Regions from separate parts of the Homo sapiens genome. Here regions 2, 3 and 4 are each linked to region 1. A link is a loop called in an ENCODE intact Hi-C map of the cell type or tissue named here. Cell type or tissue: IMR-90. All regions are shown on one strand. Each heading gives the region's core, and the rest is flanking DNA. Links, peaks and the distances in the headings are about the cores only.

Evidence for each region. A loop is a pair of places that touch in the nucleus more often than their neighbours do. Peaks named below come from ENCODE experiments on the same cell type or tissue, not always from the same donor. Only the 100,000 strongest peaks of a DNase experiment are listed, where the experiment ranks them.
Region 2: it touches region 1 in a loop (5-fold over the local background); 12 of 110 quality-filtered maps call a loop at or near these places.
Region 3: a loop joins it to region 1, with 8 times the contacts of the local background. A loop is called at or near these places in 6 of 110 quality-filtered maps.
Region 4: a loop joins it to region 1, with 5 times the contacts of the local background. A loop is called at or near these places in 19 of 110 quality-filtered maps.

What each region holds. Positions count from the first base shown.
Region 1 is chr4:98,148,619-98,153,798 of GRCh38, reverse strand. No RefSeq gene overlaps it. Among named protein-coding and RNA genes, the nearest start is that of STPG2, 7.7 kb to the right of the region's middle. In IMR-90, for the core only: a CTCF peak has its summit at 3,233 (motif pointing left); no DNase peak of the experiment used is centred there; H3K27ac peaks cover 186 bases.
Region 2 is chr4:99,460,190-99,465,369 of GRCh38, reverse strand. No RefSeq gene overlaps it. Among named protein-coding and RNA genes, the nearest start is that of ADH7, 27 kb to the right of the region's middle. In IMR-90, for the core only: a CTCF peak has its summit at 2,300 (motif pointing right); a DNase peak (open chromatin) is centred at 2,319; H3K27me3 peaks cover 143 bases.
Region 3 is chr4:98,848,133-98,853,312 of GRCh38, reverse strand. The region is part of intron 1 of LOC105377343 (a long non-coding RNA gene); the gene reads left to right. Among named protein-coding and RNA genes, the nearest start is that of EIF4E, 78 kb to the left of the region's middle. In IMR-90, for the core only: a CTCF peak has its summit at 2,741; a DNase peak (open chromatin) is centred at 1,272.
Region 4 is chr4:98,465,369-98,470,548 of GRCh38, reverse strand. TSPAN5 (tetraspanin 5) reads left to right here. Exons shown (of 8, transcript NM_005723.4): 8 at 1-182. Among named protein-coding and RNA genes, the nearest start is that of TSPAN5, 190 kb to the left of the region's middle. In IMR-90, for the core only: a CTCF peak has its summit at 2,835 (motif pointing left); a DNase peak (open chromatin) is centred at 2,798; H3K4me3 peaks cover 307 bases; H3K27ac peaks cover 802 bases.

The DNA of each region.
Region 1 (5,180 bases), core at 827-4,826:
ACAGGATCAGTGAGACTAGGTAACCTGCCCACGGTTATACAGGTAATAAGCAACCAGACCACCAGACCATGGTGTTATCTTGTGTCTTGTTTCTATGCCCAGTGTTCTTTCACCTAAAACTGTGTTTCTAGATATAATTTGACTAGTTTTATGTCAACAAGCCCATCAGTTAAAATATTTTGTCTGTAAGTAATAGAAACCCTGACTCAAACTCATGTAGACAATAAAGAAATTTATTATCTCACATATTAGCAGCTCCAAGGTTAACCTCTTCAATGGCATGAGGATCTAAAGTTGCCCAATTTCTATTCTGCCTACGTCCTATACATTATTGCCACATAAGGTTTATTCTGTGATTGTAGGGTGATCTAGTTTTCAGAAATTCTGTCAACATAATCCTCTACATCGACAAGTCAGCTCTAGCCATTAGGTCTAGACAATGCAATATCTAGAGAAAGAAGAGACAACATTTTGTTCTGCGGCTCCTTCTTAGAAATAAGTAAAATAAATACCTAGAAATATTTACTTAGAAATAAGTAAAATTTCCCTAGAACTCCTAGAAGTCTCTATTTTACAGCTCTTTGGCTACTGTGTTAGCTTTCTACTGCTGTCATAACAAATTACCACACATTTTGTAGCACCAAACCACACTTATTTATTATCTCGCAGTTCTGTAGGTCAGAGTCCTGGGGGGCACAATTGGGTTCTCTATTTAGTGCCTTACAATGCCCAATCCAAAGTGGAGGATGGGCTGGGCTGGGAGGATTTGAGGAAGAATCTACTTCCAAGCTCACTAAGTTCATTGACAAAATCCTGTTCTCTGTGGTTGTAGGATTTTGTCCTTGTTTCCTCGTGGGCTATCAGTTGGGGATTCCTCTCAGCCCCTTGTGGCTCTCTGCATCCCTCATCAGGTGGTTCCCTTGAATCCTTCTCATGCTTCAACTCTCTCTGACTTTCCATTCTGCCATCAGCTGAAGAACCTCTCTGCTTTTAGTGCTTATGTAATTAGATGTGGCCCACCTGGATAATCTCCCTATTTTTAGGTAAGCTGTGCCTTATAACATAACTTAGTCATGAGAGTGCCATCTCATTATATCTGTAGTTTTTAGGAATTTGAATGGGAAATCTCTGGGGAGCCATTTTAGAGTGATGCCTACCACAGCCACAGTTGGGTCCTATGTCCTTTTCTGAACTAATCAATGACAAAGGGAATGAATTACCATAATTTGCTCACATAGTCTTCTGGGATGGAATGGAAATGTTGGGGAATAAACCGCAATGTCCATTATATAACCACATTATAATGCTTCTCTTAAAAGTGTTGAATGGGTTCATATATTCTCTATACCATATATTGATATTTTATTTTTACAAATACTATCATCTGGATAGTACTCTTTTCCTCATTATTTTTCATGATGTTTAATACATGGTGGTTAGAATACTGGTTAAAAATTATTTTAGGAGAGACAAAAAAGAGGCTGTGTAAGTACAGTTTTAGTATTCAAAAACAAAAAATTCTCTCCATCCTATCATGGTAAATTATCTTAAAAAGAGAGAGCTGGCCGTGCACGGTGGCTCATGCCTGTAATCTCAGCACTTTGGGAGGCCGAGGCAGGCGGATCATGAGGTCAGGAGATTGAGACCATCCTGGCTAAAACGATGAAACCCCGTACTAAAAATACAAAAAATTAGGCGGGCATGGTGGCGGGTGCCTGTAGTCCCAGTTACTCGGGAGGCTGAGGCAGGAGAATCGCTTGAACCAGGGAGGTGGAGGTTGCAGTGAGCAGAGGTCATGCCACTGCACTCCAGCCTGGGCGACAAAGCAAGACTCCGTCTCAAAAAAAAAAAAAAAAAAAAAAAAAGAGGGAGAGAGAGCTGATTAACTTGTTGAGCTTATAGATAACAGCAGCATTATGGCTATAATTTGGGTTTCTTACAAGTCTTTCTGTAAAACATTTAATAGGATTATGGCAGATATAGAGAGAATATTAGTCCAGCTGTTATAGATAAGCTGCCTTAGGTACCTGGGAACAACTTCCTGTAAGAAACCGCTGCCCACTTAGTATTACCATTGAGAAACCATTTACAGACACAACCTTCAACAGTCTCCGGTACTTCTTTAAGAGTTCCTCTGTAGGAATTGTAACTTCTTTTCATTCCCCCTCCCCTCCACATCCACCACCCTGCTCTGTCTAGTTTGTTGCAATGTAAAAGAAATCTAGCTGTATACCATGTCCCTCCATTAATATGTAGAATAACTTGCGACAGTGTATTTAGCAAGGTAGATGTCATTTTCTCTACTTCCTCTTTACATGTGAACTTCTAGAAGCTGTTACTTTTGCCCAAGATGATGACTTTCCTCCTAAGAGAAGAGTTTTTCATCAGGCAAGAATATCTAAGTAGGGGCATTTCTCTCTTAGAACCTCTTTCTACCGCTGTTGATTGCACCACCTAGCAGGAGTGTTTGCCATCTAATGGCAAGGTAGGACTACTCCAAGAGCCTAAGCCACAGTTGGAAGATGGTCCAAGTGCAGTGTACATTCTGTTTGTTTGGCTGATGTGCTGTGTCTTATATGTCAAAATGTAGCTTAAGGACTGATAAGTTTTCTGAACTATAAATAATCCCAGGGAATGAAGTGATAGTAAAAACACTGGACAGATCTGGGACTTTTGTGGTAAATATGGTACTTTAAAGGAATAAGAGGTCGACTGAATGCTAAATCAAGTAGACCTTAATCATTTCTGATTGTTTCTAGATCAACTTTTTCATTTTTAGGCTTGAGGAAACTAAGGTCTAAGGCAAGCAGTTAGTAAAAATAAATCAGACTTGTGAGCGTTTAGTCTTTCTAGTACCTTATTTTAAGCATTTGTAGTCAATGGAACCACCAGTTCACTTTATTGTTGGATAGAGTTTTATTATATTATCAGTAATACTATAAAATGTACATTTGATACAAATTAATGTTCAATATCTGTAAGTTTTTGCTGCATTTTATTATAGAGAGATACCTATTTACTTTGGGTAACAAATTATTCATGCAGGGTTGGGATTCTGGTTATTCTGTTAATGAATAAGGATATAAAATGTGGTATATTAGAAATATTATATTTTCAAGAACTTTTACCTTTGTTATATAGGTTTTCTGTCAAATTATTTAAGTGTAACTGTAAAGTTAAATTATTTTATATGTGAATAAAAGGATGAGTGATTTTATTAGCATAAATTGGTGGAATTGTGCCATCTAGTGCCCTTTACTAAAAATAAAAAAACCTTTTTTTTTTAAGATTTATTTTTCAGTTCTAGAATCTCAAAGTTTGAAAATTAAAATAAGTCTAGACATCTATTTGTCTATCCCCTAATATTACAGATAAGAAATATGATTACAAAAATAAAAACAAAATTAGGACACATGTTACTGGAAGAGTGTATTTCAGGCACAGGAAAATATTCTAGCTAATCCCTAGGAATTAGTGTGGTCATTCCAAGCATTTCCTAAGATTTGTTTGCTTCATCTAGTATAACATTCTCTGAGGAGTGTACTAGTGAGGAGGGGACTGAGAAGAGTTGTAAGGAGGCTGAAGACTACTAGATTATGAGATTCTTATTGGAAGGGAGGAAAGATCCACTGGAAGGGAGGAAGGATCCCTTGATGGCTGAAGCCTTTTCTTCCCTTCCTTGCCTTTCCCCTGTCTGCTGTATTGTTACCCCAGACCCTACTATGAGAACTGGGAGAATCAGGGTTGTGTGTGTGTTTTGATAAGAGCAGGAAAAGAGAAGTTAAAGGTTGCATTATGATAAATAGGGGGAATGTGAGAGAGAAGGTAGAGAAAAAACATTTTATTTTAGTATATTGGTAGCTGACACTAATTGGTAGAATGCTTTGCACTTACATATTCCAAGGTTTGTTTGCATGAATTTGAAATTACCTGATTACTTTTGAGACCTAACCTTTATATATTAAAAAAAAAAAGGTGGGGGTGGGAGCTAATAAGGGTAAATTTGAGTACCATATATAGAAGAGTTGTGCAGAAACCTAATGATGTGTAATGAATATCAATTCTTTTCTACTACAAATATGTTAGGAAACATTTCTGCAGCTACCTACCCATATATGTAGGACATATGCACATCACTTATATTAGTTATTACACCTGTTAAATTAGGCTAAAGATTTATCTAGTAACCTTCACTTAACTATTAATCATATACTGTGCTGTGACTTCTATTATGTTCTTGACAGTTTTTGTCTCTTGAATTGTCATTTAATTTATGTTTTTGGGACTTGTGCCAACAACTATATATACATATCTACATTTCTATAGAAATGTTATGCATAACTCTCAATGTCTTGTTCATAGTAGGCAATTAATAAATACTTGTTATTTACTGGGCTTCAATAGAATTTTCCATTACCCTGGAAAAAACATGTTGTCAACAAATCCTTTATATTACAACTGTGAAAATAAAGTATGCTTTATCAAACATCAGAGATTTTACAAGCACTCATGTAACTTAAGGTAATTTTTTTTATTTTTAATTGTGACAAAAAACATATAACATAAAATTTACCATTTTAAAATGTGCAGGTGTCTAAGGTTATGCACATTTACATTGTTGTGCAATGGATCTCCAGAATTTTTTCATCTCATAAAACTGAAACTCTATACTCCTCAAACAGCTCCTCATTTCCTCCCCCACACACCCTGTCCTCTGGCAACCACAATTCTACTTTATGTTTCTATGAACTTGACTACTTTAGATACTTCATATAAGTGGAATTACACAGTATTTGTCTTTTGGTGACTAGCTTATTTCACTTAGTGTAGTGTCCTCAAGGTTTATGCATGCTGTATCATGTGACAGGATTTCCTTCCTTTTTAAGGCTGAATATTATTCAAGGTAATTATTTTTAAAGTACTTAGCCTGAAGTCAGGCTATCCTTAGCCTCTAAATCAATGAGAACTACAAATCAATTTAATACGGTTTGTATATATAATAGAAAAATATAGCTACCTATATTTAGTGAAACACTGTACCATGCTGAGACAGAATCCCAACAATTGAGAATCTCCTAAAACTATAATAAACTCCTTTGGGACCATTATGCAAGACAGTAGCTTTTTACAAATGCCATGTAAATATATTCTTAAACTTTGTTGTCAACAATTTATAAGTT
Region 2 (5,180 bases), core at 682-4,681, 1.3 Mb before region 1:
ATTCAATACGATTCCTACCAAAATACCAATGACATTCTTCACAGAAATAGAAAAAAATTATAAAATTTCTATAGAACTACAAAACCCTCAATAGCCAAAGCAATCCTGAGCAAAAGAAAGAAACCTGCAGGTATCACAAGATCTGACCTCAAAATATACTACAAAGCTATAGCAACCCAAATAGCATGATACAGGCATAAAAACAGACACATAGACCAATAGAACAGAACATAGAGCCCAGAAATAAATAAATCCAAATATGTATGGTCAATTAATTTTCAACAAGGGCACCAAGAAAACACAACGAGGAAGGGATAGTTTCTTCAACAAATGGTGCTGAGAAACTGGATTTAGTCCCAAAAATAAATAAATGGGACTATATCAAACTGAAAGGCTTCTGCACAGCAAAGGAAAGAACCAACAAAATGAAAATGCAATCTACAGATTGGGGAAAAAATACTTGTAAACCATATACCAGATAGGAGGTTAATATTCAAAGTTTATAAATAGCTCATACAAACATATATAACCCGGTTTTAAAATGGGCAAAGGACTTGATGTAGACATTTGTCAAAAAGCACATAAAAATAGCTAATGGATACATTAAAAGGTACTCAACATCCCTAATAATTAGAAAAAAAACAAATCAAGCCTGGGCGCAGTGGCTCACCCCTATAATCCTAGCACTCTGGGAGGCTGAGGCGGGCAGATCACTTGAGGTCAAGGGTTTGAGAGCAGCCTGGCCAACATGGCGAAACCCTGTCTCTACTAAAAATACAAAAAATTATTAGCTGGGCGTGGTGGCAAATGCCTGCAATCCCAGCTACCTGGGAGGTTGAGGCAGGAGAATCGCTTGAACCCAGGAGATGGAGGGTGCAGTGAGCCCTGATCGCGCCACTGCACTCCAGCCTGGGTGACAGAGTGAGACTCCGTCTCAAAAAAAAAAAACAAATCAAAATTACTGTGAAATACATCTTTACACATCTTAGGATAGCTATTATCAAAAAGAGAAGCAACAGAATGTGTGGGTGAGGGTGTGGAGAAAAGGGAACCCTTGTACACTGTTGATGGGAATGTAGATTGGTGCAGCCATTATGGACAACAATAAGGAAGTTCCTAAAGAAATTACAAATAAAGCTACCATATAACCCAGCCATCCCTCTTCTCTTGGCTTGCTGGCTTACTGTGTATTTCTCAACTCTGCCTCTATTTTCACATGGTCTTCTCCATCTCTCTGTGTTATCTCCTTTGTGTGTCCTAAAAGGATACAGGGTGTTGGATTTAGGGCTTACCAAGATAATATAGAATGATCAAGAGATCCTTAACCTAATTAACATCTGTAAAAATCATTTTCCCAAATAAAGTCACATTTATAGGTCCCAGAGAATTAGTATATGAACATTTTTTGGGTGTCCACCATTCAACCCAGTAGAAGGTGACTGTAGGATCATGGTTCTTTTAAACAAAGTAATGTGGCAGGGGAATTGAAACCCAAAAACACGTGAGCAAGTTCACCAGTGTCGCACAGAAGCCAGTGGCAGAACTGGTTCCATGTTTAGAAAAAATGGGAGAAGTGGTGCATCATCAGCCTGAGAATGTTGACAGATTCTCAAAATTCACACATATGAATGAGCTCTTTGTTTCTCATTTTTCTGCTCCCTCAGCTGAATAAAAAGGACAGACAGTGGAAATGTTTCCTGAGCTCCTTTAGGGAATCTTAGGATGAGTGACATTACTTTGGATTACCAAAGTAATGCAAAGTATTATGCATTTACTTTTTCCAGTCAGTGGGTCTAATTACTATCAGCTGTTATCAAGCAATATCTTAGGTTTATTTCTGTTAGAACTCAAAATGGAGCACTTCTGAATACATAGTTCTTCTGGCTCTGAGAAGAGATATTTCAATTCATTGAGAGAAGTGCTGTAATTTAAGTGTTGATAAAAGAAGTTTAAAGAGCATTCTCTGCCATTTGCATATCCATATTAGATATTTCACAGATACTGAATAGTTAAAATGATAGTTGGTTTATGATTTAAAAAAAGCTTTTAAGGAAAAATTACTGTAGGGTGTGACAAGAGAAAAGACAGCAAAAAGGCACTGGAATGCCTACTTTTAAAAATAGCTGATTATGTACTATCTAAACTTGTCAAAAGAATATATCTATATCAGGGTGGCTTTCTGGAGTGGGAAGAGAAATTCAAGATTCTTTTCAAACCGATGTTAATCTAAGTCTACCTATATATTCTCTTCTAACATCTTGTTTCCAGTCACAGGGTTTAAGTGCTATATTCACCACTAGGTGGTGGTAACACACCAGGCACAGACTTCACGGTGCCCAGTCAGCTAGGGAAGAGGTGGAACACAAGATTGGAGGCAAGAAAGGCTGTGGCCATTTACCTCCCTAAACTAAAAACCCTTAGAAGGTAAAAGTAAAGGCTACTATATAGCCCTTTCGATAAGACATTATTGATAAGTTGGAACATTCTGCAATACGTTACTTCCACTGACATAATTGACATTTTGCATCCTACCTCAATAATTGACATTCTGCAACCTACCTCAATAATTGACATTCTGCAACCTACCTCAATAGTCTTCCATTTTTTCTTCACTAAAGTTAAGCTATAAATACTTATAATAATACATCCCAAGATAAGCAGAATTAACAATTAAAATAATCCCTACAAAAATGCTTTACAAACTCACAAGTGCCAGAGAAATATGGAATATGCTTGGCCCTTAAATTTTTATTCAAGGATGAGAATATTTAGAAGAGTCCTTCTCGCTCTGGGAATACCAAAGGATCACTTGGGGACTTTTTGCAGCAGATTCTCCAGATATTTAGGTGGGATTTACCCTCTGTGATAGTTCAATAAATATTTACTGAGTGAATGAGTGACTTAATGAATGAATACATAAGACAAGTGTGGAGTTGGTGAAATGAAAGGCACTGACTTAGAGATAGACTCTTATGGCTGGACAGTAGGCTGTGGGAAAGGAGGGCAAGGGAAGAGGGGGAGACACAAAGAATCTCCAGTCAGTGACAGGCACTGTCCTTCCAGAAAAGTTGGAATTTGGGCAGTTGCAGTAACCCTGAAGCACCTGGATGTTAACAGACCATGTGCAGAAGTCAGCAGTTTGAGAGTTTCCCTCTGAGAATACTGAGTTTGTTAATATCTGGTACCAGGGCTTTATTCCAAGTTGAAGAGGCGTCTCCTACTTCTAATCTGTGGCTGGTAACCCTGCCTCAAGGATAAATATTATCCTCCTAACCCTAGGATTTTCTAAGTATTTGCTTTCTCTGAAGATATGTTGGTCCTCTCTGGCTATGGACTAGAGGAAACCTACAGGGCATAGCCCAGGACCACCTCTGTCCAGGACAGTACCAATGACCCTTGGAATAAAGAGTTTTGGCTCTTAACCCAAACATCAGAAGCACCTGAGGAGCTTTGCAAAATCGTGTAGGCTCTGAAGTCCAGCCAACAGTTTATGTTTGAAAAACCTTCCCTGGTGATTGATAAAGACCCAGGGTTGAGAAAAATAACTAGAACCAGGCCTCAAAGACTTGCTCTAGGGCCAGAGGGCACTGACCGCTCCACCAATGCCCTGTCACCCTGTTCCCTGTCATGTTGGGTTTATACAATACTGAGTTTTCAGTAGCTTGACCAGTACCAGAAATGTTACAGTATTAAAGGCAAATTTGACAGCCCAGCTGCTCATTTATGGTCGCCTGGGGGGACATCCTTTTCTTTTTCCTAGAATAATAATATTAATAGCTAATTGAATGATCACAATGTTCTACACTCCATTAAGCAATTTACATGCATTTATTCCATTTAACCCCCACAATCATCCTACGAGGCAGGAACTTTTATTACCCATATTTTACAGGTGAGAAAATTGAGGCTTATAAAGAAGTTGTGGATGGACCACTTAGTTTGGAAGGTGGCAGAGTCATGACCAGAACCAACTTGCGTTTGAAACCAAAGCTTCTGTTCCTCCAGAGCACATATTTCTGTTATCTATGGAGGCAAGCTTCATGAAATAATCTGACTGATAATATCTATAGGTTATTGAAACAAAATCCAATGCAGTCTGGAAGGAATAATAGTAGAAAATGTAACAATCATTGTGTCATTTCTGGCTTTAGTAGGAAATAAATAGGTGGTGTCATCAAGGTGAGTTATTGCAAAGAGTTTAAGAGATTATTTATAAACCTATGGATAGCATTTTGTAAAAGCAACCAGAAAGGGTCTAGGACCCTGGAGCTGGTATGTGTGGGAGCAGGAGAGGAAGCACTTGCTGGAAGCTGGAGAGAGGCAGGGCTGTATGAAGAGGGCCTCAGGACAGAGATTCATTGGATAGAGGGAGCCAGCCAAGAGGTGTCTGGGGAATAAATACCCCAACCTGATTCTGCCTCATTCTGTCCCTGCACTCTGTTTCCCAACCTCCAACTGACACCTCCCTTGGCCAAAATGCAGCCAAGGGGCAAGAAAGCCCTGGACTAGTCCACCTGAGTCAGTTAGCCCACCCAGTTACAGAGCAGGATGGATGGGGGACCAGGGAAAGGAAGTTGGTGCTGTCCAGAAGACTTACATTGACTTAAAATATATCTTTAGGGCCGGGCACGGTGGCTCATACCTGTAATCCCAGCACTTTGGGAGGCCGAGGGAGGTGAATCACTTGAGGTCAGGTGTTCAAGACTAGCCTGGCCAACATAGTGAAACCCCGTCTTTACTAAAAATACAAAAATTACCCAGGCATGGTGGCATGCACCTGTAATCCCAACTACTTGGGAGGCTGAGGCAGAAGAATCACTTGAACCCAGGAGATAAAGGTTGCAGTGAGCTGAGATCGAGCCACTGCACTCCAGCCTGGGTGAAAGAGTGCAACCCTGTCTCAAAAAAAGTGCATATATATATATATTATATATCATATATATACAGATATATATCAGAATATATATATCTATATATCAGAATATATATTCTATATATAATCTTTAGGTACTTTGGTTGAAAAATGAAAGGTATTACCCTCCAAAATAATGATTAGCAATCACAAATAAAACTGTCCTAGTAAGTACCTATTACAGTGTGCACTTTAACTTCATTATGTTATTCTACATTTATAATACCTCTTTAAGACATGCCTTATTTACTGGGTCTCTGAAAAATGC
Region 3 (5,180 bases), core at 402-4,401, 700 kb before region 1:
GCTTGAGGCAAATATTTTGAAGAGCCTCTGATGGTAAAATCTCACCAATGATGTTTTAAATTTCCATAGTCCGACTTTACTCATTCCTTTATTCTCCCAGGCCAATCATGTGCAGAAAGGTACCAGTTGCTAAAATGAGGGTCCATAATATTCATTTTGGAATGGTGGTAAGAAGTGGAAGGTTAACACTGATATCCTTGACATAAATAAATCAGAGAATAAAGATATAGTTAATAAATCCTCAGCTTCTTTCCGTATATTATTGACACCACCAGGATCTGTTGATAATGAATTGAGAAATTTTATTTATTTACTTATTGAGATGAGTCTCACTCTGTTGCCCAGGCTGGAGTGCAGTGGCGTAATCTTGGCTCACTGCAACCTCCACCTCCTTCAAGTGATCCTCCTGCCTCAGACGCCCGAGTAGCTGGGACTACAGGCGCCCGTTACCATGCCCAGCTAATTTTTGTGTTTTTAGTAGAGGTGGGGTTTCACCACGTTGGCCAGGCTGGTCTCAAACTCCTGACCTCAGGTGATCCACCTGCCTCAGCCTCCCAAAGTGTTGGGATTACAGGCATGAGCCACTGCTCCTGGCTAATGAATTGAGAAAATTTACATCTAAATCAGTGGTTCTCAACTGGGAGCAATTTTTGAACCCTAGGGGACATTTGGCAATGTCTGGAGTACTTCTGTTTTTTTGTTGTTATTGTTGTTGTTTGTTTTGTTTTTTTGGTCACAATTGGGATGAGGGGAAAGTGGGGAGGAAGGTGTGACTAGCATCTTGTAGGGAGAGGCCAAGAATGCTGCTAACCATCCCACAATGCACCAAACAGCACCCCTCACCACCAAGAATTATCCAGCCTCAAATGTCATAGTGCTGAAGTCAAGAAACCCCGATCTAGATGATTACATCTTTCTCTAAATGATCTGCTGGCAAATAACCCACCCACTTAATTCTGCTATGGGATTTGCAAAATAAAGAGAACAGACAGCACGTGTCTTGATGAGGGAATATGGTGCAGGAGTGGGGAGGTAGGATTTAAATATTAAGATAAACCACATGCAGTTTACCAGAAAATAAAATCAAGAATGCAAGGAAGAAATGGTGGTAATGTGAACTCTGGGGTCCACAGCAGCTCTCCCATGGAGGTTGGAGAAAAGGCTGACAAACCCACTCTCACTTCTATGTGAAACCATTCTTTCCTGATTTGCAATTGTAGCATTGGTTATGTGGAAGGGGAGGAGATATGCCACCCTACTCTGAAACTTTCCAGGGGGAATGGTATTTCCGGTAGCTGTAATTTGAAGCTAGTGTTTACATAAAAGTCTCAGTGACCACTCTCCATCAGGCCCTAGTATCTTTCTTGCTCTTCTCCCTTCACCCTCTTGTACTGATTCTTTTCCTCTCCCAGAGTTTAGAATCCTGGGTTTTGGGAACCACTCATGCTTTGCTCTCTATTGGGTCATTTCTATTAGTATACAAATATTTGTTTATCGCTACCGTCTTAAAAAATAAAACCTTTCCTTAAATCATTTCTGTTTTTTTTTTCTGCAAAACTTAAAAAGGTTGTGTTTCCTTGTTGTATCCAATTTAATTCTTCCAATTTTTGCCTGAAGTCACTTCAATAAGTCTTAGCTTACCTTCTAACTAGTCTTCCTACTTCTATCCTTCCTTCTCTGTTATATTCTCAGCACAGCCAGAATGATCCTTTAAAATGATCCTTTAAAAACGCAATATGCATGCTCAAAACGCTGTAATAGCTCCTCATTTCGCATAATAAAAGCCAAAGTTTTTCATATCCCAAAGACTCTATGTGCTCTGACACTCTTTACCTCTTTTTTTCCCTATCACCTAGTAATCTCCTCCTTGGTCATTCCACACCAGCCATTCTGTTCTCCTTGACGTTTCTAGAGTATTCCAGTCTCAAGGCTTTTCCATTTTTTCCTCTGCTTAGAGCCTCTTTCCTCCAGATATCCATATGGCATATTCCCACTCCTCCTCAAGTCATTGCTCATCAAGCTCTACCTTGACTCTAACTCCTCAAATTGTAAAAACTCCATGTTGTTTCCCAGTCTTCCTCACCCAGTTCTGTTTTCTTCACAACAATCATCCACTTCTTTTCTTTTCTTTTCTTCTTTCTTTCTTTCTTTTCTTTCTTTCTTTCTTTCTTTTTCTTGTTCTTTCTTTCTCTTTCTTTCTTTTTCTTGTTCTTCTTTCTCTTTCTCTCTTTCTCTTTCTTTCTCTTTCTTTCTTTATCCTTCCTCCCTCCCCTCCTTCCTTCCTTCCTCCCTCCCCTCCTCTCCCTTCCCTCCCTTCCTTCCTTTCTTCTTTCCTTCCTTCCTTCCTCCCTTCTTTCCTTCCTCCCTTCTTTCCTTCCTTCCTTCCTTCCTTCCTTCCTTCCTTCCTTCCTTCCTTCCTTCCTTCCTTCCTGCCTTCCTCCCTCCGTCCCTCCCTCCTTCCCTCCTTCTTTCTTTTTTGAGAAGGGTCCCACTCTGTCACCCAGGCTGGAGTGCAATAGCACAATCATGGCTCACTGCAGTCTGGAACTCCTGGGCTCAAGTGATCCTCTGACCTCAGCCTCCCAGGTAGCTAGAACTACAGGTGCCCTCAACTTCTAAGTTGTTCATTCCTTCAATATTTTTTGATTACCTACTGTGTGCCAGGCATAGTACTAGTTTCTGGGGATAAATCAGTGAACAAAATAGACAAAAATATCTGCCTTCACTGAGTTTATATTCCAGAGGAGGGAGACAAATCAACATAATAAGGAAATCATATTTTTTTTTTAAGTAGAAGAATAAATTGTCAGTGGCTCCTCAACTTGTGAGATGCAATTAAAACACTATTTAGAGGAAACTTTACATTAGAAAATAAAAAGGCTGAAAGCTAATAAGCTAAGCATTCATTTTAATGCTTAAAGTTAGAAAAGAAGTAAAAAGAAAGGAGTGTTAAAGATAAGAGAATTAAAACAAATTTACAGCTCAGGAAAAGCATGGTAAAAAGATAGGAGAATGAATGAAACAGAAAACAAATCTACAAAAGCAAGGACCAACCAAACTAAAAGTGGGTTCCTTGTAAACATTAATACATTTGATTAAGTTGTTCAGTCTGATCAAGAAAGAAAGCAAAACGAAATACCCAAGATCAGGAATTTAAAGAAAAATGTCACTTCAGATTCTACAAACACTCAAAAGATAACAAACTTTTTTTTTTATAACTTTATGCCAATACATTTGAAAGTTTGATTTAAAGGGACAAATTTCAACAAAAATGCAACTCACTAAACCTATGAAAGAAAGAGGAATAAAATCATATTACTATTAAAGCAACTGAATTAATAATTAAAAACCTATCACACACATACAAAAGTATCCAGGCCCAGATGGCATCAACTACAAGTTCTGCCAAACATTTAGGCAGAAATTATCTCAATCTTGTAAACTCTTCCAGAGAATAGATAAGAGGAAAACTTCCCACATCATTTTATAAGTCTAGCAAAATCCTGATACAAAAATCCAACAAGGACAAAATGAGAAAAGAAAAATAAAGGCCGATTTTATTTGTGAACATGGATGCAAACATGCTAAATAAAATCATTTCTTTTTTTTTTTTTTGAGATGGAGTTTTCGCTCTTGTCGCCCAGGCTGGAGTGCAATGGTGCGATTTCGGCTCACCGCAACTTCTGCCTCCTGGGTTCAAGCGATTCTCCTGCCTCAGCCTCCCGAGTAACTGGGATTACAGGCATGCGCCTCCACACCCGGCTAATTTTGTATTTTTAGTAGAGACGGGGTTTCTCCATGTTGGTCGGGCTGGTCTCGAACTCCTGACCTCAGGTGATCCACCCGCCTCGGCCTCCCAAAGTGCTAGGATTACAGGTGTGAGCCACCGCGCCTGGCCAAATAAAATAATTTCAAAACAAATTCAGCAATACATTAAAAAATAATGTATCATGACTGGCTGCTCTGCCTGTGGAGTAGCCATTCTTTAATTTACTTTCTTAATAAACTTGCTTTCAATTTACTCTACTGATTTGCCTCAAATTCTTTCTTACATGAGATCCAAGAACCCTCTCTTTGGGGTCTGGATTGGGACCCCTTTCCAATAACATTTTCCTTGCAAACCCCAAAGGGACTATACTGAGGAGACCCCCAACCCAAAGGAAATAGACTACAACACTGATTGGCTGACTTTGGGTAAGTGGTAGGGTATCCCGGTAAAGGATGGGATTGGGTTAGAGGCCCAACTTAGGAGAGTTAAAGTCTCTCCTAAGACAGAGTAGGTTAAAGGTGCCTCTTAAAAGGCAGGACACTTGACTGCACTTGCCTTCAAGGCCTGACTTAGGAAGGTTAGAGTCCTTCCTAAGATTTAGAGGGTTAGAGATCCCTCTCAGTAAAGTACCTCAGCTAAGAACGGATTTGGCACTACAGGATGTTAATTGCTATTCTTTTTGGATTAATCTGCCTTGCACTCTTTGCTGATGGCTGTGGGTGACAGGATTAGGCATGTACAGGATCATGGGACATGGGGAACTTTTTTTCTCCCCAAAGAGGGAATCTCAAGAGCTGATGGGACTGCTGGAAAAGATTCCTTCACTACCAACAAGCAGCTGCCTGAACTTTTGATTCAGTGTCACTGTAATGGGTGTGTCTTTCTCTGGCTTCCCTGAACTCCTTGCCTTCCCCACTCTGCTGCAGGCAATGCTTTTCTCCCTTCCTTTCCTTTCTCTTTTCTATCTTTTCTGTTATTCAGGGCAATTGTCCACTGTTTCATCCTGCCCAGAGACCACATGTTGAAAAGTGTTCTTGGGAGCTTGACCTTGTAACCACGTGGCAGTACTTCCTCTTGGTCTCTGGCTTCCATAGAACAGGGATTTTGGGGCTCCTGTCATAGTTAGCCCTAAAAATTATTTTGAACAGTTAAAAGCCTTTGCAAGCTCATAATTGGCTGCTCTGGACTCCTTCTGGGTCGGGCAATGGAAACTGCCCAATGTTGTAGCTCAGCAGCTAAGGCTTTGCCATTTTACAGTGGCAGGTTCAATCCTGATTTAGGGTATGCGTACTTTCTGGTTGATATTTGAGTGACGTTTGACATTTTTTTATTCTCTTCCCCTCCATGAACCATCTTGAATTTTCTTTGAGCACCTGGGAGGTACCTTTGGTAAAGTTCAAAAGTCAGAAAT
Region 4 (5,180 bases), core at 595-4,594, 320 kb before region 1:
CAGTGAACTCCATCTGGCCAATTGATTCAGAATCAGGCAAGATCCCTGCCCTTTGGCACATCCACTGAAAGGCCAAACAGCAAGTCCGAGTGAGTTTTAAATATTAATTAATCACCCTTTATTTTTTACACTTGAGAGTGATTGTAATAAAGGCTGTCATTAATAAACTTGGTTCTACCTTACATGGTGTGTCTTTCTTCATTACTTCTTTCTTGAAATTGTGAAATTTTCGAATCCAGTGGTTCTCAAACTTTAGCAGGTGTCAGAATCACTGGGAGGACTTGTTAAAACACATGAATGCATTTGCTCCGTGCCCATAATTTCTAACTTAGTAGGTCTGGGGTGGGGCTGGAGAATTTGTATTCTGATAAGATCGTAGGTGATGCTGTTTGCGGCTTGTTTGGGGACTACACTTTGAGAAGCATTGTTCTGATCCAGTTTTCTAGGAGGGGAAACAGAAAGGTAAGATTTTGTAGTTGGGAAGGGAAAGGTTCCTTTGTACTTAAAAATGCTGACTGACAAGACACAGAGGCCAGAGCCTCGTATGTAGGAAATCCCTGCCCATGAGGTCATCTGCTGGTTACAATCACTTGGGGACCATGTGAAATACAGATTCCCCAGACCTTACCCCTAGCAGTTCTGGAGTGGGAGACAGGGTAATCTATGTTTTAAAAGCTCCCTTGAAAATTTAATGCCTGGTGGGATTTATGACTTATGGGCTTAGATAAATGTTGATAATATTCACAACCTTTTATATAAGAAAATAATTTCTCACAGTCCCTTGGAGCTGGAATCTTAAAAACCCATTAGAGAAACGTCAGCTTAAATGTCTTTCATTGTGAATTATCACTGCAGAAGAAGACTTCCGTCGTTAGAACTGATTAAATACTTTTTTCAAAGATCAAATGAAAACAAATTTTAAGGTTCATATAGCACACTTAGATCCTGACAACATAGTGTCAGACTTGTTCAAGAAACGTTTTGCCTCATATCTCAGATATTTGAAACAACGTTATTTTGATTTTAAGGAAATTTATCAGTGATGATTGGAGATGGCCAATCCCTGCTTCTTGAGTTTTCTTATTGTCTACATTGGCCCTCTTTGCTTGTTGCAAACTATAAGCCAACAAAGGAAAAAAAAATGACAGCTCAGAAGTAAAAGGATGCTTTGTCTATAAAACTCAAAAACTTGGAGGAAGTTTCTTCAATGTGTAGAAGGTAGACTTTAGGGGAAGCTTATTAAATTTCTCTTTATTTCTGTTGTTGGGCTGGTTACCACTAACATCATTGCTCCTATAATTTAAAAATATACAGTTTTTAAATGTGAACTCAGGAATTTAAAAATATTTTGCATCATGAAGTACTTAAAGAAGTGCATTTCCTTTGTTCTTCCTCTTCCTTCTCCCAGGGAGTAATAAACCTGGACTTTTCTTTCAGCCTTCTTCCTGCCACAGGTCCCAGTTGTCCTTTCCTCAAGGGGATCCTCAAAGTGTCTCTTGGAGGTTTCTTGTGCAAAGTGATCATTCATTTCCCCGTGTTTGTGTGGGCAGGAATGGAGTGATTTTGCAGTTTCGTCTGTTTCCGGCTGGCTTGGACAGGCGCCCTGGGAAGCCTGTGGGCTGAACAATGAGGAGCTGGAGCCCAGTGACCTGGCAGGCCACCCCAACTCCCTTTGTCATTTATTCCACGAAGCCCTCCTTCTCTAGGGAAATCCTGTTTAGACCTCCAATGAAGAACTGGGAAGCCCTCTATAAACGCTGGCCAGCAGGGTTTCATGGCCAGAGCTCTCTCCAGTGAGGCCATGGGGCTGCTTCTAGGTGCTGCCCAATTCCAGAGTGAGAAGCCTAGTCTTTGAGGAGGAAAATGCAGCATTTGCCTGAAAAATACATTAACATTGGCTTTATCATGATGACACAATAAAATCCATAGAAAATCTACACATGATAACAGACAAGGCAGTCAGATGGGGGTGGGGGGGTGGGTGGGGGCAGGGAGCACGGCGGAGAAGCCAAACTCTGAACTTGGAGCAAAGCCATCCTTACACTCACCCGAGCCTTTTTGTTTGGAGGGGTTTGCCACAAAGAGTTTATAAAATTACAGTTTTAGGCCAGACAAGGTGGCTGGCTCACACCTGTAATCCCAGCACTTTGGGAGGCCAAAACAGGATGATTGCTTGAGGACAGGAATTCAAGATTAGCCTGGGCAACATAGCAAGACCCCGTGTCTTAAAAAAATGAAAAAAAAAATTTTTTTTAATTAGCTGGACCTGGCGTCATGCACCTGTACTCCCAGCGACTCTGGAGGCTGGGGCAGGAGGACAGCTTGAGCCCAGGAGTGAAGTATGATCGCACCACTGCACTCCATCCTGGTTGGCAGAGGAAGACCCTGTCTCTAACTTAATAAAATTACAGTTTTTAGGACTTCTTGAGGGATTAAGTACAGCTTGCTTTGGCGTTTTCATGCTGAGTGGTTCTCTTGTAAACTTGCCGCTGGTGAGAGGAGGCTGATTTAGTCCCTTCCTGTTATCCATTAGCCGGGGCTAAACCTCTGGGGACCCGCACTGGCCATTGTGATTTATTTTTCCACTTCTAGGAATTCCCAAGTAAAGTAAATCTAAGGGAAGAGCAGGCGAGTTCACGGGCTTTCACTGTAAATATGCCCCGAAAGGAAAGCAGTAGCAGGCTTCCCACGCTCTTGCCCCATACCGAACGCACGCTTGCATTCTCCGTGGGGGAAAGCTACTTTTCAGATACGGAGCGGACCTTCAGGTGCTGTGTCAGCTCTTGCATTTGCAGAGCAACTCGTTTGAACGGGAACGTTTTAATGGCCTGCCCTCTAGTGTCGACTGCGTAAAACCACTCCGGACTGGAGTTGGAATAGTTCAGGGATAAAAACACTGTATGTTCAGAGGCGCTTGTGCTTTGGAGAAACTTGAAGGTACACAGCTTATGTTGCCTGCTTAGGGCGGGTAGGTGTTTTATTTCCTTTACACGCTCCTGAAAATGGCAAGGCTTGTTTTGGAAAGATGAGAGAACAGGACGTTTTGCTCCCATCACCATCTATCCTGCTTGGGATCTTGCTGCTGGGAGTTTATCGCGGCAGGATGGAGCTGGGCCTTGTCCTCCCACCAGTTTTCAAATGTGGTTTCTAGACGACGATGGTGACTGCCTAAAGCTGCTCATCTTCCAGGCAGAGGCACTGTCCTAAAGGTGTCCTCAATGGGGCTGGGAGGACAATGCTCTGCACCCTCCCTCCCAGGGAACACCACCCTCCATTGGAACTTCAGAGGTTTTTGTGACAAAAGGCCCCAGGACCCTGGTTTGCACTTCAATTCCTCTTCAAAATGAGCAACTCTCCAGAAACAAGGAATAGAACATCTTTATATTTCTTCTAAAACCACCAGTGTGTTACTTCTACACACTGTACTTAGAAATACACACATATATGCATACATACCACCAGTGTGAATCACCTGGATTTTGCTTTGGTCTTGTCAGAAGCGTTTGAACCAGAACAACTCCATTGTGAATAGGACCTGGGTAAAATGAGGCTGAAACCTACTGGGCTATGTTCCCAGATGGCTAGGCATTCTAAGTCACAGGATAAGATAGAAGGTTGGCACAAGACACAGGTCATAGACACCTTGCTGATAAAACAGGTTGCAGTAAAGAAGCCCACAAAAACCAAGATGGCGATGAGAGTGACCTCTGGTCGTCCTCACTGTTACACTCCCACCAACGCCATGACAGTTTACAAATGCCATGGCAATGTCAGGAAGTTACCCTACATGGTCTAGAAAGGCGAGACATGACTAATCCACCCCTCGTTTAGCACATCATCAAAAAATGACCATAAAAATGGGCAATTGGCAACCCTGAGAACTCCTCTGTCTATGGAGTAGCCATTCTTTTATTCCTTTTTTTTGTTAATAAATTTGCTTTCACTTTATAGACTCACCCTGAGGATGGCTTGAGCCCAGGAGTTTGAGACCAGCCTGGGCAACATAGTGAGACCGTCTCCCTACAAAAAATTTTTCTAATTGGTGGACATGGTGACACAAGCCTATAATTCCAGCTATGTTGGAGGCTGAGGTGGGAGGATTGCTTGAGCCTAGGAGATGGAGGCTGCAGTGAGCCATGATTGCACTGCTGCATTCCAGCCTGAGCAACAGAGCAAGATCCTGACTCAAACAAAAAAAATACGTAAAAAAGAAAACAATCAGCTGGGTGTGGTGGCTCACACCTGTAATCCCAGCACTTTGGGAGGCCTAGGCAGGCAGATCATGAGGTCAGGAGATCAAGACCATCCTGGTAACACAGTGAAACCCCGTCTCTACTAAAAATACAAAAAATTAGCCGGGTGTGGTGGCGGGCACCTGTAGTCCCAGCTACTCTGGAGGCTGAGGCAGGAGAATGGTGTGAACCCAGGAGGGAGAGCTTGCAGTGAGCCAAGATCACGCCACTGCACTCTAGCCTGGGAGACAGACTGAGACTCCAACTCAAAAAAACAAAAAAAGAAAACAATCAACATTTTGTGGGACATTTTAAACATAGAGAATGATTTATTATGATTAAGTCATAGTCTGCATTCTGTATTTATTTGAAGTAAATTATCTTAAATTCAAGTTGTTAGAGTGACTCAAGTTTTATAAAGAAAATAGCCATATTTCCACACTTGTGCTGTCTTTAGTCTTGTTACTTTGCAACTGAATCAGGCCCACTAGTTCTCTGGCTACCTGTTGCAGGCTGGGTACTAGGGGTGAATATATCATCTATCCCTTGAAATAACAGGTCACATTTATTGACTAGAAGTTTACTGTGTTCCAGGCAGGTGTTATAAGCACGCTGCATAAGTTCCTGAGGAAATGTAAACTGATGGAGGGGAAAACCCCACATGTGGAAAATTTCCAATTCATCAAGAGCTAAACTGACATCTCTCAAAATGGTGCCTGGTTGAGATACAGGAAGAACACAGGGGTTAATGGAAGATGGTCTCAAGAAGGAAGAGAGGTTTGGTCTGGGCCCCTGGGGAATGTGGAAGGGGCCATAATAAAGCCTATGCTGCTGGGGAGGTTGGGAAGGGCCCAGAACCTCCAGACGAAAGAGTGGGGAAAAGCTCAGATAAGCAGCAAGGTCCAGTATAGAGAGTCTTGGAATTGTGGCCCAGTACTTGGCATATAC